2 separate regions of the Homo sapiens genome follow, and region 2 is linked to region 1. A link is an interaction called in ENCODE POLR2A ChIA-PET data of the cell type or tissue named here. Cell type or tissue: PC-9. All regions are shown on one strand. Each heading gives the region's core, and the rest is flanking DNA. Links, peaks and the distances in the headings are about the cores only. Region 1 overlaps CAND1.11 (a long non-coding RNA gene). Region 2 overlaps AMPD3 (adenosine monophosphate deaminase 3).

The links. ChIA-PET counts read pairs that join two places held together with the same protein. Peaks named below come from ENCODE experiments on the same cell type or tissue, not always from the same donor. Only the 100,000 strongest peaks of a DNase experiment are listed, where the experiment ranks them.
Region 2: POLR2A ChIA-PET joins it to region 1 with 6 read pairs; 2 of 35 experiments call an interaction of 5 or more read pairs at or near these places.

Annotation. Positions count from the first base shown.
Region 1 is chr11:10,326,786-10,332,158 of GRCh38, reverse strand. CAND1.11 (a long non-coding RNA gene) reads right to left here. Exons shown (of 4, transcript NR_103765.1): 2 at 1,450-1,589. Among named protein-coding and RNA genes, the nearest start is that of CAND1.11, 21 kb to the right of the region's middle. RefSeq lists a silencer at 3,143-3,437. In PC-9, for the core only: no CTCF peak of the experiment used is centred there; DNase peaks (open chromatin) are centred at 3,168 and 4,679; H3K27ac peaks cover 235 bases.
Region 2 is chr11:10,488,261-10,493,633 of GRCh38, reverse strand. It overlaps AMPD3 (adenosine monophosphate deaminase 3), which reads right to left. Exons shown (of 15, transcript NM_001025389.2): 7 at 91-285. Among named protein-coding and RNA genes, the nearest start is that of MIR4485, 17 kb to the left of the region's middle. RefSeq lists an enhancer at 4,691-5,373. In PC-9, for the core only: no CTCF peak of the experiment used is centred there; a DNase peak (open chromatin) is centred at 2,873; H3K27ac peaks cover 3,154 bases.

The sequences.
Region 1 (5,373 bases), core at 91-5,090:
CAAACGAATGAATGAATGAATGAATGAATGAATGAACAAATGTGGTAGAGCTTCACAGCAAAAGTCCTTTCCCTAGTCAATTTCTTCTCTTCATAGAGGTTGCTGGAATTCCCTTCCAATCTCCCTTCCCTACGTCATTTTTTTCTCCTGCAGTTCTTATGGAAGGCAAAAGAGATTAACTGTTAGGATATTAATTAACTATTGCTGCTTAGCCATATTACCACAAGCTTAACTGCTTAAAAGAGCGCAAGTTTATTATCTCAGTTTCTGTGGTTCAGGAGTACAGGTTTGACTTAGCTGGATTTTCTGCTTAGGGTCTTACAAGGTTGTAATCAAGGTGTCAGCCAAGGCTGTGATCTCATCTGAGGCTGGTCTAGGGAAAGATCTGCTCCAAACACACTCAGAATTCATTTGGCAGAATTCTGTTTCCTGTGGTTGCATTAATAAGACTCAGGGATTCAGTCTCATGGTGGCTGTCAACCAGTGGCCACCCTCAACTCTTAGAGGCTGCCCACAGTTCTTTGGCACATGGGGCTCCCAACATAGCCATCTGCTTCCTCCAAGCCAAGAGAGCAGTTCAGTAAGACAGCACTAATATTCATATCATACGCAGCATAATCAATAATCACATACAATTCACCGTCTTTACTATATTCTGCTAGGTAGAAAAGGCACAGGCCACATCCACACTCAAGGAGAGGGGATTATACCAAGGTATGAATTCCAGAGGTGAGGTTTCATGAAGGTCACCTTAAGAGTCTTTCTGCTTCTTCATGGTTTCTGTTTTTTGGCCTTTTCCTCTTTCTCCCTCTGTCAGGGTCTCTGTGGTCAGACCACATGGCCTACCTGATGGCCATGGAAGAAAGGAAGGGGCAGTGGACCCTCACCCAAAGTAAGTTCCTCTTCTATCACACACTGCCCGAGCAGGAGCTGCCTGAAGGCAGAGAGCCCATCAATTTTCCTATCCTAGGTCCAAGAGTGGCAGAAGAACTTTGGTTGTGATGAGAGTCTCAGCTGCCTGAACATCTCTTGGCTGCTGCTCCAAGCTCCAGGGAGCCCCACAGGAGAGAAAATTATAGTCCTTTGTATTTAATCAAGGCCCCAGAGCACATGGCACACTCCCCTGTAGTAGACTCTAACACAGAGAACCTTGTTCCAACACCATAAATGTGCTTATTTTGTGACCTCTATCAGATTCCAAGTCTCTGGAGGGCCAGGCCCTTGCCCAGTTTTTCTTTTTAATTCCTCAATGTTCTGACGCAAGGTCTGGCATATGGTGGGTGTTTAATATACATTAGGAAGAATGGATTAGGCTGGGCATGATGGCTCATACCTATAATCCCAGCACTTTGGGAGGCCAAGGTGGGAGGATTGCTTGAGCTCAGGAGTTTGAGATCAGCCTGGGCAACATAGTAAGACACTATTTCTACAAAAAGTACAAAAACTTACTGGCTGTAGTGGCACCCACTTGGAGTCCCAGCTACTTGGGAGGCTGAGGTGGGAGGATCACTTGAGTCCAGGAGGTCAAGGGTGCAGTGAGTCATGTTAGCACCACTGCACTCCAGCCAGGCAACAGAGCAAGACCCCGTCTAGAAAAAAAAAAAAGAAGAATAGATTAACTCCATAATTTGAAAACAAATGATTCTTATGTCAGAATCTAATGAATTTAAACAGATAATGTGTTAAACACTTAGAAGAGACTAAGGTTCATGCAATGAAATTCTACTGAAAAATAGAAAGGTAGCCAAAATAGATTAAATTAAAAAATGAAGTTGCACATGATTATGTTTTTTGTAAAAGAAAAAAATATAATTTTGGGTATTGATAATGATGATAGTTGGCATAATGTATATTGTCAATCATAGTTGACATTTTATTTTCCTGTAATGTGTGACATTTTCACTTAAAACAACGAAAAGGAATATAAAGAGCACTGAGATCCCAAGTGGTTCATCAGTGAATCATGCCTCATTTCCTTCTTTTAAATTTTATTATGCTGATGATTCACAGAATTCAGTTTAATTCCACAAACATTTATTGAGAGCCTATTACGTGCAAGATACTGGGTAAGTGCCAGGCCACCAGGGTGGAAATGCTAGAGTCAGTGTAACTTGATTTCATAAAGAAAATACATAATGCATCTCATGATCCAGTGATGGATAAGGTGGAGAGGGAAAGTGGTATAAAAGTACCATGAGGCCAGGCATGGTAGCTCACATCTGTAATCCCAGCACTTTGGGAGGTCGAGGCAGGTGGTTCACTTGAACCCAGGAGTTCAAGACCAGCCTGGACAATATGGCAAAACCCCATCTCTACTAAAAGTACAGAAATTATACAGGCATGGTGGAGTGTGCCTGTAGTCCTAGCTACTTAGGAAGCTGAGGTGGGAGGATCACCTGAGCCCTGAAGGTTGAGGCTACAGTAATCCGAGATCATGCCACGGCACTCCAACCTGGGCAACAGAGTGAGATCCTGCCTAAAAAAAAAAAAAAAAAAAAAAAAAATATATATATATATATATATATATATATATGGTTTGGCCACTGACTGAATAGCTATACACACACTCACTCTGTCACCCAGGCTGGAACAAGGGCAGTAGAGTGATCACAGCTCACTGCAGCCCCAAGCTCCTGGGCTCAGGCAATCCTTCTACCTCAGCCTCCCAAGTAGCTGGGACTACAAGCACATATCACCAGACCCAACTGATTTTATTTCTAATTTTTTGTAGAGATGGGGGTCTCACTTTTTTTCCCAGGCTGGTCTTAAACTCCTGGCTTCAAGCAATCCTCCCACCTCAGCCTTCAGAACTGCTGGGATTACAGGCATGAACCACTGCACCTGGCCCTAGTCAATATTTTTATACGTGTCTTAAATGATGAAGAAGGTAAGCACAAAGTTTAGAGTAATAGCTAATAGACAAAATAAGCAAGATGCAAAATAATCTGACCAGCATGACTTTCAAGAAGAATCATTGTAAAGTTCTGTATTTGGTTCAAAGAAAATCAACAACACAAATTCACAGGGATTCCTGACTTGGCAGCAGTTCATGTAAAAAACAACTGGGCTTTTAATTGACCATGGATTCATTATGAGGCATTATTGGAATGTGACTGATAAAAACAAGATTAGGGCAATTCTTGACCACAGCCATAAATCTAGTGTCCCGATAAGAGGGTGGCAGCTCAATCCTGTTCTGGTCAGACCACACTGGAGTTCTATTTTCATTTCTAAGCATCCATTTCACAGTTGGAACATGGCACCCTTGACCCACTTTTGTGAAGTAATGTTTTCTCACACTCCTTTTCCATCCTGTGTTCTAGCATACTCTCAAGTGCAGTATGCTAACACTAGGACAAATGAGCTCTACCCTTGTAATACAGCACAACTGCAAAGCAGTAATGTCATGTGAATCAAGTTCCTTCAGATTTCAGTCATGTCAGCTTTTTGTTAATTTTTCTTTTATTGCAGTCTCCTCTCCCTGGTGACTTAGGCTAAATCTGGGGGTAATGAAATGACCGAAATCTGACTTACAGCCACTGTGTGTACTCCAAATGATTCCTCCTTCCTATTAGTCATAACATAACCCTTTGTCCTTGAACCAGGCTGCTCTGCCTAGTTTCCTGTTCTTCATGCAAAAACTCCAAGAAACCAGCCTTGCCAACCTCCGATAGGAGTCTAAAGCTACCATTTAGTCTGAAAACTGAGATCTGTGCTACACTTGAATGCAAAGTCATCAGAATTAGCTTACACAAGTTCCCCTTTCTCCCTCTGGCATATACTTCCACTCCTTTGCCATCCCAGCTTTGACTTCCCTTTCTTCTTCAGCCCTAATGAGAACTGGGAGTGCGAAAAAATGTAAGGAAGAAAGGAGGAAAAAGAAGAAAGACAGGAGAGATTAATCTCGATCCCAAAGATAGGTAGGACCTTTTGTTATTACACCAGCAAGTCATGGTTCTCTCCTTTCTTCCCTCTTTGTCTCCCAACCCTCTTCAACATGTATACTTGCCAAGGGCTAGGGAAACCCCAGCTTACAAGATCTACTCCCTCTAAAGGGACTGATCCTAAAATTAAAGCCAGTCCAGAGGGGCCACCTTTCTAGCCCAGGCAAGATATTCAAGCCTCAAACCAGGTTAAGGTCGTGTTGGAGTCCACACATGCCCTCTTCTTCCCTATCCAACAAAGGCCTGAGAAACTATGGTCTTTTCCATTAATGCCCTTGGACTGGAAGGGCAGGGGTCATATATAAATTCTGTGCTAAATACTATGAATTTTTTTTCTTTTTTCAGCATGAGACAGATACTGTGAATGCTATATCCCATTTAATGCCCATAGTAAATCCTGTGCTATAATGTATTAATTAAGATGGCTTCCATTAAAAGGAGCAGAAAGCTCAACTCACTATGGGTTACTAAGTGAAGGAGATGATTGGTTTATACAATAGAAGTATGACAGGATTGAGGATGGGTCCATTTAGGAGTTCAACAACTTTATCAGGGAGTTCTATTTTCCATCACTCCACTCTGCCATTCACAATGAGAGCTTCCATCTAGGGCTTGCCCCTGTTTTAGTCTCAGAGTGGCTTTCTATTGCTGCTGAGACTGCATATGTCTCCCACTTTTATCTAGCAGGAGAAAGGGAACTTGTTTTTCTGGAAATAAGCCAGTAAACTTATGCAAACTCATTGGCCTGAATTGCTAGTGAGACCACATATGTGTCCCATTCTTATCTAGCAGGAAAAAGGAAATTTGTTTTTCTGGAAATAAGCCAATAAACTTATGCAAGCTCACTGGCCTGAATTAGGCCAGCACCCATCACTGGGTCCTGTAATAGTGGCCTTAAAATGGAATTGCACTAGGCCTGAGTCTTCAGGAGTGGAGTGGTCTATTGGGGGAGATGTGGATACCCTAACAAAAGTCATGGTAGTTACCAAGAGAAGAACAAGGGCTGGGGAGGCAACTCCAAGGCTCTCTTAGCTACATATTATCCTATTTTTCAGAGGAGAAACTGAAGCTTGGAGATGCTGCTGTGTGTAATGATAGAGCCAGGACTCTCACCCTTCCCTACACCAGGTTATCTTGAAGAAACAAACCAAAGAAAAGCCGGAATGGTCATCCCTTCACTTTCAGCCTAAAACATGTAGATAGGAAAGAGAAGCAGGGATTTCATGAGACTGGGAAAATCTCAGCCACTGTGCACCCAGGAGCTACTGAATCTACCTACTCCACAAAGCTGAGGCAGCTTTGAACCTTCACATCACCTGGAACCATGCCTAGCTCAGCAACTATTTGTAAACTGAAGAGCAGAGACTACAAAGGTATTACCCATAATGATGAGTTCTAGAGCACTGTTTCCCCAGCCCATTCTGGGTTA
Region 2 (5,373 bases), core at 100-5,099, 160 kb before region 1:
GGCAAGCACAATCATGGTGGCTTTCCAGGGGGCTGAGTCCCCAGCCAGGGCTGCTGTCTGCTGGCGGCACTGGAGCAGAAGCTCACTCACCGCGTGGACATCCAGTGAGTCCACAGTGAGGTCGTAGGGGTCCATGTGCAGGCCGTCAAACACCTGCCGCAGGGTGATCTTCCGGCCCCGCTTCTCTGCCACAGTCCTGTCAGGCTCCGTCTGGTATGTGTGCTTGATGAAGCGCAGCAGATGCTTTTGGTTCATGCAGGCGGCCGCATGGATGTGTGTGTCCACCTGGAACACAGCGCCCACCAGGCCCTGAGTCAGGCCACCTCCCCTAGCAACAAGAGTTAAGACATCCAACCCTCAATGTGCACAGAACCCCAGCACCTCATGGGCCATCCGGGCAGCCCCACCAGTGTCTGGATCCCACCCCCCATTTCTCCTCCAGACTTCGGAACTGGTATCCCTCCCTTTCAGCCTTGCTGCGCATTCCACCTCCTTACAGCACCAGGAAATCTTTTTAAAATGCAGATTGGATCAGGCCATTCCCCAGTTAACAAATGACCTATGGGCCCATCAGTCTCAAGATAAAGCCCAAGCACCTTGGCCTGAGATTCAAGGCTTATTTCAAGCCTTAACTCTCGCCTTGCCACTGCCCCATTCTGTGCTGCAGCCGTGACAAACCACTTACGGGTACACCACACACCAAGGTACAGTACACTGCATCCCTTTGCCCACGTGTTTCTTCAGTCTGGAATGCCCTCCTTTCTCTCCACCATCTCATCCACCTAGAAATTTCCCACAACCTCCTCCATTTGGGAGCCAACCTTGTTCCTCCAAGCACAACTGAATGCTCTTTCCCTTGCCCAACCTCAAAACCTGGCACAGGCATCCCATTGTTGTGCAGACCGTCCCGATCACTCTAACGTTTGTGTGTCTACGCTTTCACTAGACTGGGAGCTCCTCAAGGACAAGGGCCATGTTTGATGCCTCTAAGTCTTCAGCACCTACCCCAGAGCCTAGTACAAAGTCGAACCAATGGATGAATGAATGAACAAATTAACAGGTACGACAGGTTCTCACAGTTTTAGTGATAACCCTGAGGGCCCATCAAATCCCACTCTTCCCATTGATCCCTCTCAGAACCCTCAGAGCATTCCCAAAGCAAACCTCCAAGTGGGAATGAATGAAAAGAACAGACACTAAAGGCCAAGCCTCCAAACACACCCTTCCTTGACTAGTTACACCTCACCCAAACTCCAGGGCATCCAAGTCCCAAGAAGAAGCCACTCTACTGGAAGCCGCTCTACTGACCCTAAGCCAACATATGGACTCAAGCTGTGGGGCCCAAGGCCAAAGATCTTAGAGCAAATCCTAAGAAGCAGAAATGAACAGTCAGCTTAGACTTCTCCCCACATTCCAGGGAAAGGCAGTTTTTTGCAGAAGGCACCTTTGCAGAAGGAGCCCAGCAAGGTCTCAAAACACCTCATGGGATTTCTCATGCCCTCTATATCATGCTAAGTCCTGTGATACCAGACCGACCCCTTGCATCTCTGTCCTCTCCTTTTCAGCCTCCTTAGTCAGCTCATCCTCACTACCAGACCTCTTAATAATGGAATTTCTTGATGCCTGGTCCTGGGCCCTCTTGTCCTCTCACTATAAATTCTCTCCAAAGGTGATCTGTTCCATTTCTGTGCATTTAATTATTTTCCTTATACCAATTCCCAAATTTATGCCACCAGCCAAAAGCTCCAGAACTGTACATACTATTGCCTTCTTGATATCTCTATCTGGATAACCCAAAGGCAGTTCAAATTTAATATATCCAAAAGTGGACTCTCCATCTCTGACCCCAGCCCAAACCTGATTTTCTCCCAGATTCTGGAATCCCAGGAAATGGTGTGTCCTGAATCCAGCTGGTCATGCTGAAAAACTGGGAGTCATCCTTGGCCTTCCTACTACTCCCTTCCCTCAGTGAGTCTCATCAGTTCTACCTTCCAAATGGATGTCAAATCCATACAATATTCTCCAACCTCACTGCCACCACGGGAGTTCAAGCCTGCATGTTCTCAGGCCTGAATTCACAGTGACCTCCTAACTGGTCTTGTTCCTTTTTCTTGTGCTCTGGTTCAATTCATTCTCCATACACAGAAGCTAGAAGGGATTCTTTAAATGTAATTTGATTCTGTTACTGAACCCTCTTCATTAATCTTAGGATGAGGGCTCTGCTAATATTGCCTGGATCCTACCCATCTCCCCAACCCCTCATCCCCAGTCTGCCTTTTCACTGTGCTTCACTCATAGGACAACCACAAGCCCTAAGGAAATGAAGCCCCAGCTAAGCTGAGGGATGGCCTCAAGTCACTATGGGTAAACTGACTCCCCCTCCCTGAGCACAAGGGACCTATGGGAGCTCCGGGGGAGGACGACAGCAGCCTCAAGGCCAGGCTGCTGACAGCCATTAGACCACACTCTGGAGCTACTGCTGCGGCCGACTGGGCGCTCAGCCCGGGCTGGGGTGAGGAGGCGGCTGACCTCAGGGCAGGGAATGCTGTCCACGGCTGGCTGAGCATCTCCAAGTAATGCCAAACCAGATATTTGATCCACTGGACCTCTGTGAGCATTATGCCAGCCAGCCCATGTCGTTAGCCACAGCACTCACTCATCAGCATCCTTCCTGCCATTAATCTTGCCATTCTTACCAGAAAGACAGACCACTGGACACTGGGGAAACAAAGCAAAGCAGAAAACTAAAACATCCCCAAAGCCCAGGCTCCTCAGAGATGAGGCTGGGCTCACGTGGGATGCACAAAAGAAGGTCAGCCTGGCTCAGCTCAGCTGGACACAGCTTGGTACAATGACCTCAGCATGACTCAGCGGATTCTGGGCTTTCTGGTCCTGTCCTCTGGCTTACCAATGACACACCACAGGGGGGTCAGCCTGTCCTTACCCCCATGAGTCACAAGATAAATGAGGAAAACAACTGGACAATCCAGGAAGCACCCCATCCAAACTTCAGAACTCAAGGGTGATTATTTTAGGAACAAAATAATTGAAGGTCATTGGAGGTCAGTGTTTTCAGTTCACCAGAGGATCCAAGTGCATTCCCCGTGTTCACCTAAGACCTCAGATGTAAAGAAAGAGCAGAGTTTCCAGACCTGGGACCTAAGCCAACATTGACCATTTCCATACCCATGGCAGGCATCAATAATCGAACACAGCACTCTTTTCACTAAGCTTTAGGGGTGGCCCCTAATTGGTCAGGTTTGGCACAGAAGGTAAAACCTATTTGCTATTCTTAATATGACACTTAAACCACAGTGGATGTCACCTACTTCTACCCAATTCCCAAGCAGCAAACACACTCAGCTCTTCTGTCTTGCTTCTGCATAGAAAACAAGTGTCTCAGTCACACAGTCCTGCTGGCTGGGCCTCGGGGTGTCTCAGCCCTTCACCTGCTGTAGTGTGACAGGTGCCTTCACAGATACCACCCACACAGATCCACGGCCACGTCGCAGCTCCTGCCTCAGACCACAGCCCTTGTCTGCCCCAGGGACACCAATAGCCACTTTAGACATACGGAGGCCATCATCCAGCCCATTCTGGATTTTAGAAAGCAGCTCTCCTCCCCATAGTAGAGGCTATGAGAGTGCTATCAAGGCCAGGTGTGGTGACCCACGCCTGTAATCTCAGCACTTTGGGAGGCCAAGGCAGGCAGATCACCTGAGGCTGAGAGTTCGGGGCCAGCCTGGGCAATATGGCAAAACCCCATCTCTACTAAAAATACAAAAATTAGCCAGGAGTGGTGCCAGGCACCTATAATCCCAGCTACTCGGGAGGCTGAGGCAGGAGAATCACTTGAACCCAGGAGGCTGAGGTTGCAGTGAGCTGAGATTGTACCACTGCACTCCAGCCTGGGCAACAAGAGCAAAACTTCATCTCAAAAAAAAAAAAGAGAGACAGAGTGCTATCAAGTAGGCAGCACCCAGGGGCGGGCACAGACCTGACTCATAGCAGACCTGCGCCCATGTTTATGGACTGACTGTGGTGCCTAAGAACAGGCCACTGGGTCATAGATATCAAGGTCATCTCTGTCCAGAGAAAACATTAACCCCAAGACTGCAGGAGAACCCTGGGGATAGGCTCTGATTTGTTACCCTAGCCCCACGCCAGGACTGTTTCTCATGTTGTGGCCAGAGGGCAGCTGGTAGACCCAGGAACACCCACTGGGGCCCCACCTTAGAAGAAAACAGTGTCAGTGCCAGCACAGCCAGTGAGGACACCTTGGCCCCAGGCAGCAGGAAGCAGGTAAGCCCAGAGCATTCACGTATGCTCAGGGCAGGGCTGCATCGGGCTGGGCAAGGCGTTTCTTTGAACACGGGCCTGGGCATGTGCTAGGCGTGTGAAGTTCTTTGGGCAGGGCTGAGAGGAGTTCACACAGTGATGGAGGCATCCACCTGTCTGAACGCCTAAGCCTCACAGAGAAGGAACAAATGGTGCTTGAAGGTGAAAATGCCAGGGTGCCCACGTAAGTGGTGTCTAAAACACCTTTCACTTCTGCCTGGAAATCCCCAAAACACTTCTGTAAGCCTCTCAGGGCACATGAGCTGAAGCCAAACTCTCACTTCTTAAAGCTCTTGATCCCATCCAAGTGGGAGTCTGTGTTGGACCCCTGGCGTGTAACAGAAGTGGTCTTAGGGCCTCCAGGTAGGGTCTTCCATCTGCATTGCTGATATGCTCCCAGCCAGGGGGTCAGGGAGGCTGGAGCTGGGCTTTCCCAGAGGAGCCACATCCTCCCCTGGCCTACCCTCCCTTATCAAAGCTGACCCCAAAAAGAAGAAGTCCCCAAGAGGTTCCCAGCTGGGACAGAGCTCCTGTGGAGATGGCAACCCCACTGTGACTCCACCCAGCTTTAGCCATCCCTCCTCCAAGCAAAGCCTGATCCCGACTCTTCCCCCAGGAGCTTCTCTCCCAGCTCGCCACCACACCCCGGCCCACCTCCCTGCCTTCTGTGGGAAACCCACAGCCCCTGCATGATCCAGGACCTCCCCACATCTCTGCAGCCTTACTCTCCCCACAACCCGCTGCTCCCCGCTCCCAATGCCTGAGCTCCAACCACACCACACTGCTTGCAGTTATGTCAACACACTGTTCTGACTCTCTCGACTCTCTCATACCATCCCTCCCTCCTGACATTTGCACATCACGTGCCTCTACCTGGAATGCCACCACTTCCATTCCCCTACCACACCCTCTGCCTGGCAAGCTCCTACTCACTCTAAGTCAGCTCAGTTCTGGCCTCTCCCTCAAAGCCACCTGGTTGACAGGAAGTGACTCTTGCTCACCATCAAACACCCCCTGCCTAGCACTGACCCTGTG